2 separate regions of the Homo sapiens genome follow, and region 1 is linked to region 2. Evidence: chromatin contacts called from ENCODE Hi-C or POLR2A ChIA-PET data. All regions are on one chromosome and are shown on one strand. Each heading gives the region's core, a stretch centred on a gene start or an enhancer-like site at or near the end of the contact. The rest is flanking DNA. Distances are from core to core; before and after follow the strand shown. Region 1 holds the start of LOC101929439 (a long non-coding RNA gene). Region 2 holds the start of SCAPER (S-phase cyclin A associated protein in the ER).

Region 1 (6,797 bases), core at 3,737-6,236, 730 kb after region 2:
GGATTAATAGTACCCAGCCTGCCAACTTTCACCAGCAAAGGAAAAATGAGCTAAAACATGACAGTGCATTTGTGAATGAGCAACCATCATATAGATACATTTAGTAGTTTTTTTTGTTTTGTTTTGTTTTGTTTTTTTGTGACTGAGTCTCGCTCTGTCACCCAGGCTGGAGTGCAGTGGCATGATCTCGGCTCACTTTAAGCTCTGCCTCCCAGGTTCATGCCATTCTCCTGCCTCAGCCTCCTGAGTAGCTGGGACCACAGGCACCCGCCACCACACCGGGCTAATTTTTTATATATATTTTTTTTTAGTAGAGACGGGGTTTCACCGTGTTAGCCAGGATGGTCTCGACCTCCTGACCTCGTGATCTGCCCGCCTCGGCCTCCCAAAGTGCTAGGATTACAGGTGTGAGCCACCGCACCCGACCTCTCTCTTTTTTTTAACCCTTACTGAAAGCCTCCAGCAGGCCAGATTTAATTTGATGCATATGGCATCCACACGATGTAGGCCTTGTTACCTCCAATTTCCCCAATGAGAAGCTGAGGCTCAGGGGTTAAAGGGAAGATGACTGGTCACTGGTGGGGCTGAGGTTTGAATCTGGCTTGCTGGCTCCCCGAATAAGAGGATTCTTTCCACTCCTCCAAGCTCCCCGACAAGGGACTCACCTTTCCCAAGGTCTAAGGATGTCCTAAGGGGCTCACAGGTCCCACTGGTCTCCTTGGAGGCTGGACCTTGAGTCACCCCGGATTGAGCCTCATATCCCTCAGTATTTTGCCAATGATCTCAGGGTGAATGGTGCTGAGGAAGCAGAACGTCAGAGAAGAGAAACTAACTTCCACAGTGGGCCAGGTCAGATCATACTATTTTGTACCAAAAGCTGTTACCAGGCTTAAACATGAAAGAGCGGGTGTAACGGAGACTTCAGAATGTGTTTCGGAACTAGAGCGAGATCCCACGCATGGAGGTACATAAAACCTCAGAGGTGGTTTCGTGAGATGAGTCAGAAGAGTATATCGTTGCATTGATTTAACTGCTGCATCTAAAATGGCTTTGGTTTCTGAAGCAGCCAAGACAGAGAGAGAGACAAGGCATCCACACCGTCTCTCTGAAGGGCAGCCTCTAGCATCGTGACTTTGGACTCCATCTGTGTACCAGCGAGCCTAACTCGTCATGAAATTCTGGCCAAGATCCACCCCTCACCAAAAACAAACAAACAAACAAAAAGAATGGAAAAGAACTTCCACCTAAGGAATTGAGGAATTGCTGAATTCAGGGGTCAGAAGCCATGTGCTTCTATCACAGCAGCGGGGAGTCTGGAAGGGACTGCAGAAGGCATGGCCAGGGCTTTGGAATGGTATGACTGACCAGCAGAGAGACCTCCTCCCCTCCCGGGATCCTCTAGGCACCCCTCCCCAAGTAGGAATCTGTTAAGCATGAGGTGTGTCCACAACCAGAAGAGATCATAGGAATGAGGGAAGCAGTGAAGCCTGTTTCCCTGTCAAAGCCAGAGGGCCAGTGTGATCCAGGAGGGAAGGCACTGGAATGAGCAACAAGAGACCTGTTTTCGTCCTGGCCTCATAACTGCTGTGCCACGTTGGGCCCACCTCTCCCTTTCTCTGAGCCTCAGATGCCCCATCTGCCAAATCCTGGATTGGGCCAGCTGCCCTCCCCAGGGACCTTTCATCTGTTATATAAGGTGATTCTGGAGCACCTTGCATGTGGGCCTGTGACAAGAAATGAACTGCCATGTAGCACAGAAGGTGAAATGAATCAGATATTCATGCAAGAAACTGGCCAACAGGCTCACCTGAGAGTCTCCACAGGGTCACGGTAAGAAGCAATGTAATCTTTCTTAAAAAGTTAAGATGGGCTGGGTGCGGTGGCTCATGCCTGTAATCACAGCACTTTGGGAGGGTGAGGCGGGTGGATCACCTGAGGTCAGGAGTTTGAGACCAGCCTGGTCAACATGGTGAAACCCCGTCTCTACTAAAAATACAAAAATTAGCTGGGCATGGTGGCAGGTGCCTGTAATCCCAGCTACCCGGGAAGCTGAGGCAGGAGAATCTCTTGAACCCAGGAGGTGGAGGTTGCAGTGAGCCAAGATGGCGCCACTACACTCCAGCCTGGGTGACAGAGTGAGACTCTGTTCCAAAAAAAAAAAAAAAAAAAAAAAAGCTTAAGATGAAGAAACAGAGAGTAACTGTGCAGTGGAGACACCTGACCCACGCTGCCCCAGCCGGGTGATCCAGGCCGCATCACAGTGAGAAGTCACGTGGCCAGTGTGTCCTCTTGATGTGAGACAATAAGAATGGCACTTTCCTTCTGCAGTCTTCCTCCCAAAACCCACAACCCCAGGCTTACCCTGGGAAAAACATCAGACGAATCCCAACAGAGGGGCATCCTGTAAAACAAAAACACCCGACCAGTGCTCCCCAAAACCCTTCAGGTCATCAGAAACAAAGTCTGAGAAATTGCCACAGCCAGGAGGAGCCTAAGCCTACTGAATGCGACGTGGAGCAAACAGAGGACATAACAGATTAAATACTAAGAAAACCTGAGTACCGTATCAATGTGGGTTTGTTCATTGTAACAAATGATACTAGTGTATGATGTTAATGATGGGCAGCCAGGCACAAGGGATACAGGGAACTCTGCACCTGCTTCACTATTTTTTGGTCAATATAAAACTGTTCTAAAAAATAAAGTTTATTTTTTTAAAAAGAGCTGGGTGAAGTTGTGGCAAATAGTTGAAATAGTTGTACAAACACACCCCAGCAAGAGAGCAAGGGAGTGAAAAGCGTTTTGTTTTGTTTTGTTTTGTTTTGTTTTAGAGACAGTCTTGCTCTGTGGCCCAGGCTGGAGTGCAGTGGTGTCATTACAGCTCACTGCAGCCTCAAACTTCTGGCCTCAAGCAGTCCTCCTGCCTCAGCCTTCCAGAGCACTGGGATTACAGGTGTGAGCCATCGCGCCAGGCCAGGTGTTGTATTTAAACTGGGACCCTAACACATTTCATTGGTAAATGTCAATTTTTCAGGCAGCATATGTGAATTCAGTTTGGAAATGTCTTCATTATACTCTGAGAATTCCAGCAAGGAGACAGCAAGAGTTTGTCACAAGGAATACTAGACTGTCCTGGAACGGGGTTGGGGGCTGCCATTGAGACAGCTGAGGGGAGCCAGGTCTGTGCCTGCAGTATAAAATACCCCATGCATAATCTGATCAATGTTTTTGCTGAGTGCTAAGTGCCATGAGTAGGAAAAAGGAGGCTCAACGTGATGGGCTGGAAAAGAACAGTGTTCACAGTTAGGACACCTGGTTCTATGCCCCCCTGGACTAGCTGTGTGCCCCCAAGGCGAGCTGCCACTGCTCAGTTTTCTTATTTGTAAAATGGGTGTGTGGGGCAGGTGTGGTGGGGCTGGTGGACTTCGGGGTCCACACCCATTAGTTGCTACCCATCATGTGTCAGGCTTTAGGCTACGATCTCATCACCATCCTTCGAGGATTCTATTACTACACCCATTTTTCAGATTAGGAAAACCAAGGCCCATAGATGTCCCATTAATGCCCAAAGCCACAAGGCCAGTAAGTGTTCTAAAGAGAGACACACCTGGGTTCGAAGCCAGCTCAAAGTCTATTTAGAACCAAGTCTATTCTCAACCATTCCATGGGCTGCTGTCTCCAAGGGTCTAGCCATCTCTGACATTCCAGGGCCCACAGTCTCATTTCCTCCAGGGTATCTGTTACCCAGTCAAGTCTCAAACCAGGTCTGAAAATACAGCTGCAAGTGAGGCATCTGTCTGCTTCGCTCTGTGGAGTGGGCACCACAGACTCCAGGAGAGCTGCCCTCCTGGTCCCTCTGGCCAGGCAGCCCCCACCCTCCCCGGTGGCCCCACTGGGAGTCCAGCCTGTCTGGCCCTTTCTGCTGTCTTAACTAAGATGACAGGCTTCAGGTGTTTTTTAAATTAAAATGGTTCGTTTCTGTTCATCTCTTTTCCAGATGTCGCTACCTAGAGGGAATCTGTCTTTATTTATTGGCTCTTTCCTGTGCAGAATGCAAGGGAGTCTCCCTCCGGCTGAGACCCCCGGGAAGGAGGCCACATGTGGAGGTGACTTGAACCAGGACGGCAGGAACCTGGGGTCCCCGGGGGGCTCCGGACAGAGGTCATGGTGGAAACCCTGGGAGGTGGGGTTGCCGTTAGGATTTTCTCCTGGCCACGTGGCGCATGTGTGGCTGAGGTGAGGTGTGCGGCAGGGTCAGCGCGTTCCCTGCTGGGCTGGGAGGCTGCGAATTTATGAGGGGCGGATGCAGCCCTGTGTCCGTGTCTTTCACGTTGCCAACTGCAGTGAAGTAGAGCATTTGTTTTCCTGTTCAACAGCAGAATGAGAACTGCCTGATCGGCTTCCAGTCGCTTTCTGGATGACACCCTGCACTTTACTTTCCCCACTTCCCTGCAGCCCCCTCTGCCTAAAGCCCAGCTTCTCTCACCTTCTTCTCCAGCCTCTGTCCCCAGTCTTCCTGTCTCCACCCTGCCCTCTCCATCCAGCCTCCAACGGCAGCCAGAAGGCTCCATCAACAACTCACATCTGAGCAGATCCCCCAGTCCTGCTTTTAATCCTCCAGGCTTCCTCTGTCCCAGCAGGATAAAGCCCAAACTCTCTGGTCAGCCACAGAGCCCCTTCCCAAGCCTGTCCCCAATCCTACTGCCTCCCTCTGCTCACCCTCTAAATGGCCCCGAACCCCGGGGGCACTGCACCCACTCGCACACCCCACACTGTTCCCTCTGCCTGGCAGCCTTCTCCCCAGGGCTCTGCTCCACATCAGCTCCTCTGGAAAGCCTTCCCCATCCTGGCCTGCAGAGCCCGGGACGTGCCCATGTGATACAGGCATTGCACCAGATTTCCACTGCCTATTTATGGGCTGCCAAACCCCCTGAGTCACCCAGAGCCCCGTGAGGACGAGGGTCACACCCTGTCCTAGGCGGCATCCACATGCCCGGCACAAGCCCAGCACAGAGCAGCTCTGGACGGTGCTGGCTAACCACGCGATATGGCAAGAGAATGAATGAAGCTGATGCCAGCTCCTCAGGAAGGGAATGCTTCTCTTCCTAGTCTAGGATTCCATAGCCTGCCCTGCTCTCGGGACACCTTGGACAACGTGCCCCTGAGGGCCATGTCCCCTGATGACCCCTCTTGTCACGCATAGGCATTCTGTGCGAAACAAAAGGTCATAGTGTTCCCAAAGCAGATAAAAAGATTGGTTTCCTGACAGACATTCCGAGGGGATGATTCTGAAGACACTGTGTGCGTGTTCCTGTGGGGACATTTCCCAGGATCACTTTGTTGTGACATTCCACAGACGTGTCCCCCACCCCAAAACTGTGAGAGGCTGGGGTTGGTCGAGGAGCCAACAGGTACAGTGAATATGCATTTACCAAGACCCGCAACAGAATACACATTTACCAAGACCCACGACATACACTGAACACACATTGACCAAGACCTACAACGCGCGGAGTGCTGGCTGGGGCCGGATGTGAGTTGGACTAAGGCTTGCCTTCAGGGGGCATCTATTTCAGCGGGAAGAGCTGCCCCAGGCATAAAGGAGCACTGACCATGGCAGTGAGTGCCCAGTGCCCTGTGAATGTGGACAAGTGAGGGCTGCTGCAGGGCTGGGGGAGGAGGTGCAGAGGCTACTGGCGGGGGGAACATGCTCTGTAGAGAGGCTAGGACTTGAATTAGACAGACAGAGCTTGCAAGGGGCGGGGATTCAGGCAAGGGGCACAGCGCAACCAAAACCCAAGAGGTGGCATGGCACAGGGCTTGTCAAAATGACAGGTGACTCCACTTGGCACAGTCGGGGTGTTTATGCACCAGACACATGAGAGAGGAGGTCGATAGGACGGGCAGACACATAGCAGGCCTGTACGCCACATGAGACCTCAACCCTGAGGCCACCTTGGAGACTGCCTGGGCACCCAGCAATGGGGGAGGAATAGGGAGCCCAGGGGTGCCCATCCTCACCGCACTGCAAGCCAGAAGGGCTCAGTGCCCACATCAATATGCGGCCACGGGCATTCCTCCACTTTCACTGGCAGGACATGGGCTGGAAGACAGCCCGTGAAGAACTCGCCTGGCCCTGGGCACAGAGAGCCACAGGCTTAGCGTCTCTGGCTTGCGCAGCTGGGGGCAGTGGCCCTGTCCTCTCCCCAGAATCCATCGGGCAGAATGGGAATGACCATGCATGTCATTTGGACCATCCCCCACATTCCCACCACCTTGCCAGTCCCCTCAGTAGCATTCCCACCTTACAGCCTGGGACCGGACCCTTCCCTGCACACCGAGCTGCACTTCTACAGAGCTCTCAGCCTTGCTGCGGGATCCAGCAGCCACCCCCTCCTGAGTACCCCAATCCCCCTCCTCTGAACTCCTCTGTCCCACTCACATGGGAGCAGCCACCTCATCTTACAGAGGAAGGAACTGAGGGCAGAGGGGTGGCCCAACTTGGCCGGAGTCCGGCGGGGTGGGAGCAGCAGGGCTAGGCCTTGAATGCAGGTCTCTGGATTCCCGACAGGGTGCCCCTGGCCCAGCTGCCAGTCCCCCTTGCCTCTGCTGAGCCCATCCTTGCAGGGCCCACCACCTGCCTCTCTGAGTCTGCATCACATCTCCTGGAGGGTAGAGAGCACCGCTAGCATCTTTCTGGGGCCCTGGGCGTCCCGCGTGGCAATGGGCATACCATGGTGCCCAGCAACCCTCAGCAGACAGAATTAGCGACTGGCTTTAGAGACCGACCATGTCTC
Region 2 (7,691 bases), core at 1,559-4,058:
ATTGTACAATTGTGTGAATATCCTAAAAACCACTGATTTGTATGTAGGTTACATCTCAATAAAGCTGTTTTATATGTATATAAGAAAGATGAATCATTTTTATTTTTGTCATATTTATTTTTATTAATTCAAGTGGAGATGACCAGTAGGTAGTTAACAATGTGGCCTGGATCCCAGGAGTAGGAATCAGGGCTGGGGATATATATTCGGAAATCCAGAGCATAAAGATGCTAACCAAAGTTATGTAAAAGGCAGTGGTCATGTAGAGAGTGTGTCCAGTGGGAAAAGAGTGAAGGCTTATACCTATTCCTGTGGGATAACAATATTTAAAGGCTGGGAGAAATAAGAGAGACTTTAAAAGAGATGGAGAGGGAGTGGTTAGAGATGGAGAAGTGCTACCAAGAGAGTAAAAATGAAAGGCAAGGAAAAGTATTTCCAGAAGGAAGGAGGGTCATGAAGAGAAATTAAGTTAGGTAATGATGATAATGTCCATAAGATATATAGTAGGGAAATCCCTAGTGACTTTTTTTTTTTTTTTGAGACAGAGTCTCGCTCTGTCGCCAGGCTTGAGTGCAGTGGCATGATCTGTGCTCACTGCAACCTCCGTCTCCCTGGTTCAGCGATTCTCCTGCCTCAGACTCCTGAGTAGCTGGGATTACAGGCACATGCCACCACGCCCAGCTAATTTTTGTTATTTTTAGTAGAGATGGGGTTTCACCATGTTGGTCAGGATGGTCTCGATCTCGATCTCCTGACCTCGTGATCTGCCTGCCTCGGCCTCCCAAAGTGCTGGGATTACAGGCGGGAGCCACCAGCCCAGCCCAACTTTTTTTTTTTTTTTTTTTTTAATTGAGATGGAGTCTCGCACTGTCACCCAGGCTGGAGTGCAGTGGCATGATCTCAGCTCACTGCAAACCTCTGCTATCCAGGTTCAAGGGATTCTCGTGCCTCAGCCTCCCGAGTAGCTGGGACTATAGGTGTGCGCCACCGCACCCGGCTATTTTTTTTTTTTTTTTTTTTGTATTTTTGGTAAAGACAGGGTTTCGCCATTTTGGCCAGGGTGGTCTTGAACTCCTGACCTCAGGTGATCCACCTGCCTCAGCCTCCCAAAGTGCTGGGATTACAGGCGCGAGCCACGGCGGCTGGCCCCTAGTGATGTTGGAAAGAATGGTTTCAGTGGGGTGGTGGGGCAGAAACCAGAGTGCAGTAAGTCCAGACTTGAGTAGTGGTTGAGGAATTGGAGGCACTCTTGTTTAGATAATTGGAGAAATGTATTATAGGAAAGAAAGCAGAGGTTGAAGTGGAGTCTGGTAGGTTCGGCGGGAGATTTCAAGATGGGAGAGACTTCAGGTTGTTTACATGCTTATGAGTATGAAAGGAAGTGGGGATAATTAAGAAATGAGGCCCTGACCGCCTTTTATAGAATTGTAGTATGCTCCCTACTCTATCCCCCTTATCCTACTCATTTTGTTAACTGTAGTGCTTATCATGTTATATAATTTACTTATTTATTGTGTTTACTATTTCTTGTGTTAAAAGCAAAATATTAGCCAAATTAAACAGAGTTTGAGCAAAGAATTATTCCCGAATCAGGCAGCCTCCTGAGCCAGAGTAGGTTCATACAGACTCCCGCAGAGCCACATGGTGGAAAAAGGTTTATAGACAGAGAAAGAAAAGTGAGGTAGGGAAACAGCCAGAATGGTTATAGCTAGACGTTTACCTTATTTGAACACGGTTTGAACAGTTGGCCGTCTTTGGCCAAAACTTGGTGATTGGCGCAAGAGTAGGTTGCAGTGTATTTACACCTCCATTTAGGTTATAGTTTACTATTTACGGAGAAACCTTCAGGCTGAACTTAAAATATGTAAGGACACAGCTTTTGGCTAAACTTGATGTAACACTTGCCTGGTTTCACCCTGCTCCAAGAAGCCGGAGGTTTTTTAGAGATTTCTGTTTATTTTGCTCACGTATTAACTCCAAGCATCTAGAATACCATCTGATATATAGTATGTGGTCAATAAACATTTGCTGAATAAATGAAAAAGCGAGTTTTCTAAGAAGGCAAGAGAGAAGGGGAGCCAGAACATAGCCATATGGTTCCTGCCCCCACAACGCTTGTGAGTCCAGGACTTCCCGCCTACTGCGGGTGGGGAGGGAGAGGGAAGGGTAAAGAGCTGTTTCCCAGCTGGATGAAAAGGGACGGTGAATATTCGTTTGATAATTACAGTCTGCATTGAATCTTTTTTCTATTTTGTTCAGACTGATTTAAACGTTAAAGTATTTAATTCATCATATGTTTGTCTTTGAAGTAGATGAAACGTATTTGTTAGGTCTCTGTACTTCGACCTTCCAAGCCTGGCACACAGAAGGGCCCTGATAAAGCTTCTCGGAGGCCTAGTTGTGTTCAGCGCAGCCCAGCGTGCTCCTGTCAAGTGCTTTCGCCAGCACAGATTTCTGTGAGGCGCGTCTCTAAGTCCTTAATCTGTGGATTGACTGTGGTGATAAGGCAGGAGGAGGGAAGAGATTGAGTACGAGAAAGACCTGTGTGGCCAAAAGCGGCGGTGTAAGCTTAACCTAGGAAAAGAAACAGCTTCGGAAACGCCGCGCCGGGACATCGAACCAAATCAACCCTCACACCTCCCGCCTGGGCGCCCCAACGGCGCGAACGGGCGTGCGCCTGCGCGCGGACAACACAGATCTTGCAGCCGGGAGCGGCGCGGCAGCGGCTGAGATCACGTGGTGCGCCGGGAAGCCACCCCGCCTCTCCGAGGCCTCCCTGCCCCGCCCCGTCACGCCCCTTTCCCGGCGGGACGCTTTGAGCCGCCCCGAACTAAGCAGGGCGGTCGGGGGTGAGTGTCCGCGAGGGGCGTGCGTAGCGCAGACCCGGGCGGGTCCGGGTTGGGGCGCGGGCCGTCTGAATGCCTTGCGGGGACCAGGGGACAAAATGGCGGCGGGGTACGCCCTTTCACCCCCTCCCCTCACCTGGGAGTGCGAGTTGAGCGGGGCAGGGATCGTTGCTGGGGGAGGGGAGCCGCGGTCGCCTGGGGAGGGCTCGGAGGTCGGCCTCGGAGGCCTCGGGACGGGGGCTGGGGTGAGCCGCGTCCGGGCCCTGCCCTGCGGGCTCATCTGGGGTGTGAGGGACGTGAGACCCCGCACACTACGCGGTCTGAGGGGTGAGTGGGGGGCTGCCGCGTCACCTCACTTGGGGGCAGCCCCGGCCGCGGGTGACGAGGCTTCTGGAATGTCTAAATGCGAGGGGCCCCTGGAGGAGCCTCCCTTCGTTTGACAGGTGATCGTCTTCGTCATCTGTCATTCCCAGCGGGGTTTACCATGCTTTCCCTGTACTCTGATCTTAGCTCTGCCCAGGAAACGGGGCAGGAATGGCCTCTCCGTCTTCCAGATGCGTGCGCTGAGGCCTGGAGGGGCGAAGAGCCTCTCGCACCTGGGAGTAGTGGGACCCAGCCTCCTGCCTCTGTTGCTGCTCTTTTCCAAAACAGCACTTCCTTGGCGCCTTTCCTCTACACCGTTTTCCAGGCGCGTTCGTGGGAACGGCACCAGGGAGGAACGGGATTGTTAGAAAGCAGGCACAAAACTGGTCCTGTAAGCAACACCTGCTGCTGTTAAGGGGGCCCCAGCTGAGATGAGGCCGCCTGTTTGTGAGCAGCTTCCTGTTGCTGGTGGACTGCATCTCTTATTCTAGTTGTGACAAGTTATTTTCCATGAAAATAGCTATTCATTAATAGTCATTTTACCGAACAGATACTAATTCCTTATATGAATTATAGTTTGTCTTAGTTTATGGATTAATTTCATCATTAACTTTTCATCTTCATAAATAATCTGGTAGAAGGATGGATGGGCTAGGAGTAATACTTATTTTATGAATGGAGAAACGGGGGCTCAAAAGGTTATTACTTGCCTTAGATCACCAGCTGGTGAGTGGTAAATCTGGGGTTAAGTTTTCTGACCTAAGGTTGGTAGTCTGACCACTGTCCCACTCTGGCCTATACTGGTGCTCTTTCCCTTCTGTTATTTCTGTTAACTATGACTTTTCCTCAAAGTTTGTTGGTTGCAGATGATTTATGCCACTTGAAGAATGATATCCACTAAAGAATTAATATTTTTAATCAATCAAAGAGTCAAGTTTTAATGTGATTTGGAAGGTTGTCTGTGGGAGAAGTAATCTGATGGCTTTGAAGGCAGACTGTTTTGAGTTTGAATCTCAGCCCCAACCCTTGTTTTTGGCAAATTAATTTTTCTGAGCCTTTCTTATCTGTAAAGTAGGAATAATATCCACCTCATAATTTTGTTGATAGTAATAAATTAGGTGTCTGTAAAGTATTGAGAACTGTTCCTAGCCCATGGTAAGCCCTCAACAAATGCTCTTTTCCTTCTTTCTCCACACTCCCTTGAGCTGCATTAAAAATATACTCTATGTGTCTTTGGTCCATTTGGGTCTGGTATAGCAAAATACCTCAGACTGAGTGGCTTATAAACAACAGAAATTCATTTCTTGCAGTTTTGGAGGCTGGGAAGTCCTAGATCAAGATGTCTGATGATTCAGTGTTTGGTGATAGCCTGCTTTCTGGTTAATAGATGGCACCCTCTAGCTGTCTCCTTACATGGTGCAAGGGTGAAGGGGTCTCTCTCTGGCCTCTTATAAGGGAATTTATCCCATTCATTAAGGTTCTGCTTTCATAATACAGTCATCTCCCAAAGGCCCCACCTCCTGATATGACCTTGGAAACTAGGATTTCCACAAGAATTTTGAAGAACACAAACATGCAGACCATAGCATTATGGTTAATCACTTGGTTGTTCAGGTCAAATAACCATGGAAGTGTAATCAGCAGTACTGTACAAATGTGTTTATAAATAAATTTTGGTGACTGGTCCAAAGGATATAGTATTCTAAACAGACTTTAAAAATGTTTGCCATTGGTGCTTCATAGGTATTTTAAGAACTCCTAAAAGATTGATATTAAGGTCATTAATGTCTTCATTTAGCTGCAGGAATGTTTTAAAGATAAGTAAGATGAAGGGACTTGAGATTCTGTCATTTCTTTCACTTTCTTTTTTTTTTTTTTGAAACCGAGTCTCACTCTGTCACCCAGGCTGGAGTGCAGTGGCGCAATCTTGGCTCACTGCAAACTCCACCTCCCAAGTTCAAGCGATTTTCCTGCCTCAGCTTCCTGAGTAGCTGGAACTACAGGCACTCACCACCATGCCTGGCTAATTTTTTTTTGTATTTTTAGTAGAGACCGGGTTTCACCATGTTGGCCATGCTGGTCTCAAACTCCTGACCTCAGATGATCCACCCACCTCGGCCTCCCAAAGTGCTGGGATTACAGGCGTGCGCCACTGCACCTGGCCTCTTTCACTTTCATACCTGACCACAGCCCAGACTAGTTTTAAAGGATAAACAACTTCTTTGGGAATCACATGTGAATGTTATTTAAACACTTAGAAAGTGGGGGTATTATTTAGGGGGAAGTTTAATAGAATTCTCTGTAAGGGTACAATCTGATATCCATTGTGGAATTGGCATTTCTGAAATTGTAGAAGAGAAAACTGTAAATGGCTGGCATAGCAAAAATTAAATCATTAATAAAATTCTGTTTGCAGTTTCTGCTGGATGGTAACCTTTTTTTAAAAAAAAATTCAACTTATATAGTAGAGGGTACATGTGTAGATTTGTTACATGGGTAAATTGATGCCGATGCTTGGGGTCCCAATTATCCCATCACACAGGCCATAAGCATAGTACACAACAGGTGGTCTTTCAGCCCATGCTCCCCTTGGCCTAGTGATCCCTAGTGCCTGTTGTTTGTGACTTTTACAATCACATATTCTGTGTTTAATTCCCACTTATAAGAGAGAACACACAGTATTTGGTTTTCTTTTCTCATGTTAAGTCACTTAGGACATTGGTCTCCAGCTCTATCCGTGTTGCTGCAGAGGGCATGATTTTGTTCTTTTTTATGGCTGCATAGTATTCCATGGTGCATTTGTAGCTAACCTTTTTCACAAACATGTTTGGCTTTCACTGATTGGCTATGGGTCTTGTGAAATATAAAGAGTGAAAAGATCTGGAGTCCAATGATGGAGCTAGTCTTAAAAATTATTAGAGGCTGGGTACGGTGGCTCATGCCTGTAATCCTAGCACTTTGGGAGGCTGAGGTGGGCAGATCACAAGGTCAGGAGATCGAGACCATCCTGGCTAACACGGTGAAACCCTGTGTCTACTAAAAATACAAAAAATTAGCTGGAGGTGGTGGCTCATGCTTGTAGTCCCAGCTACTCAGGAGGCTGAGGCAGGAGAATCGCTTGAATCCGGGAGGTGGAGGTTGCAGTGAGCTGAGATCGTGCCACTGCACTGCAGCCTGAACAACAGAGCGAGACTCCGTCTCAAAAAAAAAAAAAATTATTAGAAATTATTTATGGAAAGACTTTTTCTTCTATGACATGAAACACTAAAGATTTCATAAAGTTTTGCTAAAATGATAACTTCTTAAAGTAATACGTTCATTTTATGTTTTGAAACATACGCAAAAGAGAATAGTATGATGAACTGCTATGTATCAATCTATTTCAAAAATTAGCTATATATTATACATGAGCAATATTATTTCATAAAAGTTACCTCCTCACTAAATTGTTTTGAAGCAGGTTTCAGACATCATATTTAATTTGTCAAGATTTTAGTATGCATTAGGCCTGCTTTTAATACAGTATTGGAAAAGAGAGAGAGTTTCAGTATTTTCAATTGAGCATGCCACATTCATGAGATAAAATAAATAACTTGGTTGACATATTCATGGCAGTATATATAGAAGTAATCAGAATTGAAAATCTTATTAAACAATTTAGAATTATAAAATGTCTATATTGCTCTTCAAATTACTCTTTTTTTCTTTTGAGACGGCGTCTTGCTCTGTCCCCCAGGCTGGAGTGCAGTGGTGCGATCTCAGCTTACTGCAACCTCTGCCTCCTGGGTTCCAGCGATTCTCCTGCCTCAGCCTCCTGAGTAGCTGGGACTACAGGCGGGTGCCACCACACCTGGCTACAAACTACTCATTTTTACCATAATACACATATTTTTCAATTAGCAAAAATGTGAACAGTAGTTTTTGAGTATGCCTGTGACAACATTAAAGTATCAGACTCAGAAAGGCAAATACTCAGATTTTCTTAAATGTTGGAAAAGGCAAAAACATGGGTGACAGACTTTGTGAACCCTGGAGAGGAACTGTGATTGCAAACCTCAATTTTTCTACAATTTATTGACCAATATGTGGATAATTCATAGATGTACTATTCTGGCTTCAGTTAGATGGGCCCCTATATTTTGGAGTAGTGCTACCAGCAGGCTTCTCACTGCTTTGGGTCTGCCATTTACTCCTTGCTCTTTTACAACCTGTGTACCCAAACTTGGATAAAGAAAAGATATGCCTTTTCTGGCACTTGAGCCCATCTTTACATTTCCATCTCTAGGATTCTTAGGCATCTCCACAGATATTCCGGGATTGCAGGGCAGAATAAGACAAGTGAGACTTCAGTTCTGAACAAGGCAGGAACTTGTTCAGACACTTTGTGCTCAACCAGACCTAGTGTTCATTCCCTGTTTACCACCTTTATTCTTTGTTTTTTTGGGTGCTCCACTTTCTGCTTGGCCACTGTTTTTTTGCAGC

The links. A loop is a pair of places that touch in the nucleus more often than their neighbours do. ChIA-PET counts read pairs that join two places held with the same protein, here RNA polymerase II (POLR2A). Pooled maps may share reads with other maps.
Region 1: a loop to region 2 is called in a pooled map, with 10 times the contacts of the local background. The contact joins the enhancer-like site here to the promoter of SCAPER in region 2. A Hi-C loop is called at or near these places in 3 of 50 pooled maps. POLR2A ChIA-PET finds 5 or more read pairs at or near these places in 2 of 52 experiments (H1 and activated CD4-positive, alpha-beta T cell).

What each region holds. Positions count from the first base shown.
Region 1 is chr15:76,175,985-76,182,781 of GRCh38, reverse strand. The region is part of intron 8 of TMEM266 (transmembrane protein 266); the gene reads right to left. It overlaps LOC101929439 (a long non-coding RNA gene), which reads left to right and starts at 1,296. Exons shown (of 3, transcript NR_120360.1): 1 at 1,296-1,830; 2 at 3,998-4,236; 3 at 6,312-6,797. RefSeq lists enhancers at 896-945, 1,156-1,205. Within about 2 kb of position 4,986, at least 6 of the 41 ENCODE cell types and tissues checked have a DNase peak (open chromatin) inside an H3K27ac peak, as active enhancers do.
Region 2 is chr15:76,900,457-76,908,147 of GRCh38, reverse strand. It overlaps SCAPER (S-phase cyclin A associated protein in the ER), which reads left to right and starts at 2,808. Exons shown (of 32, transcript NM_020843.4): 1 at 2,808-2,849. RefSeq lists an enhancer at 2,462-2,962 and silencers at 2,703-3,012, 3,023-3,132, 3,153-3,232.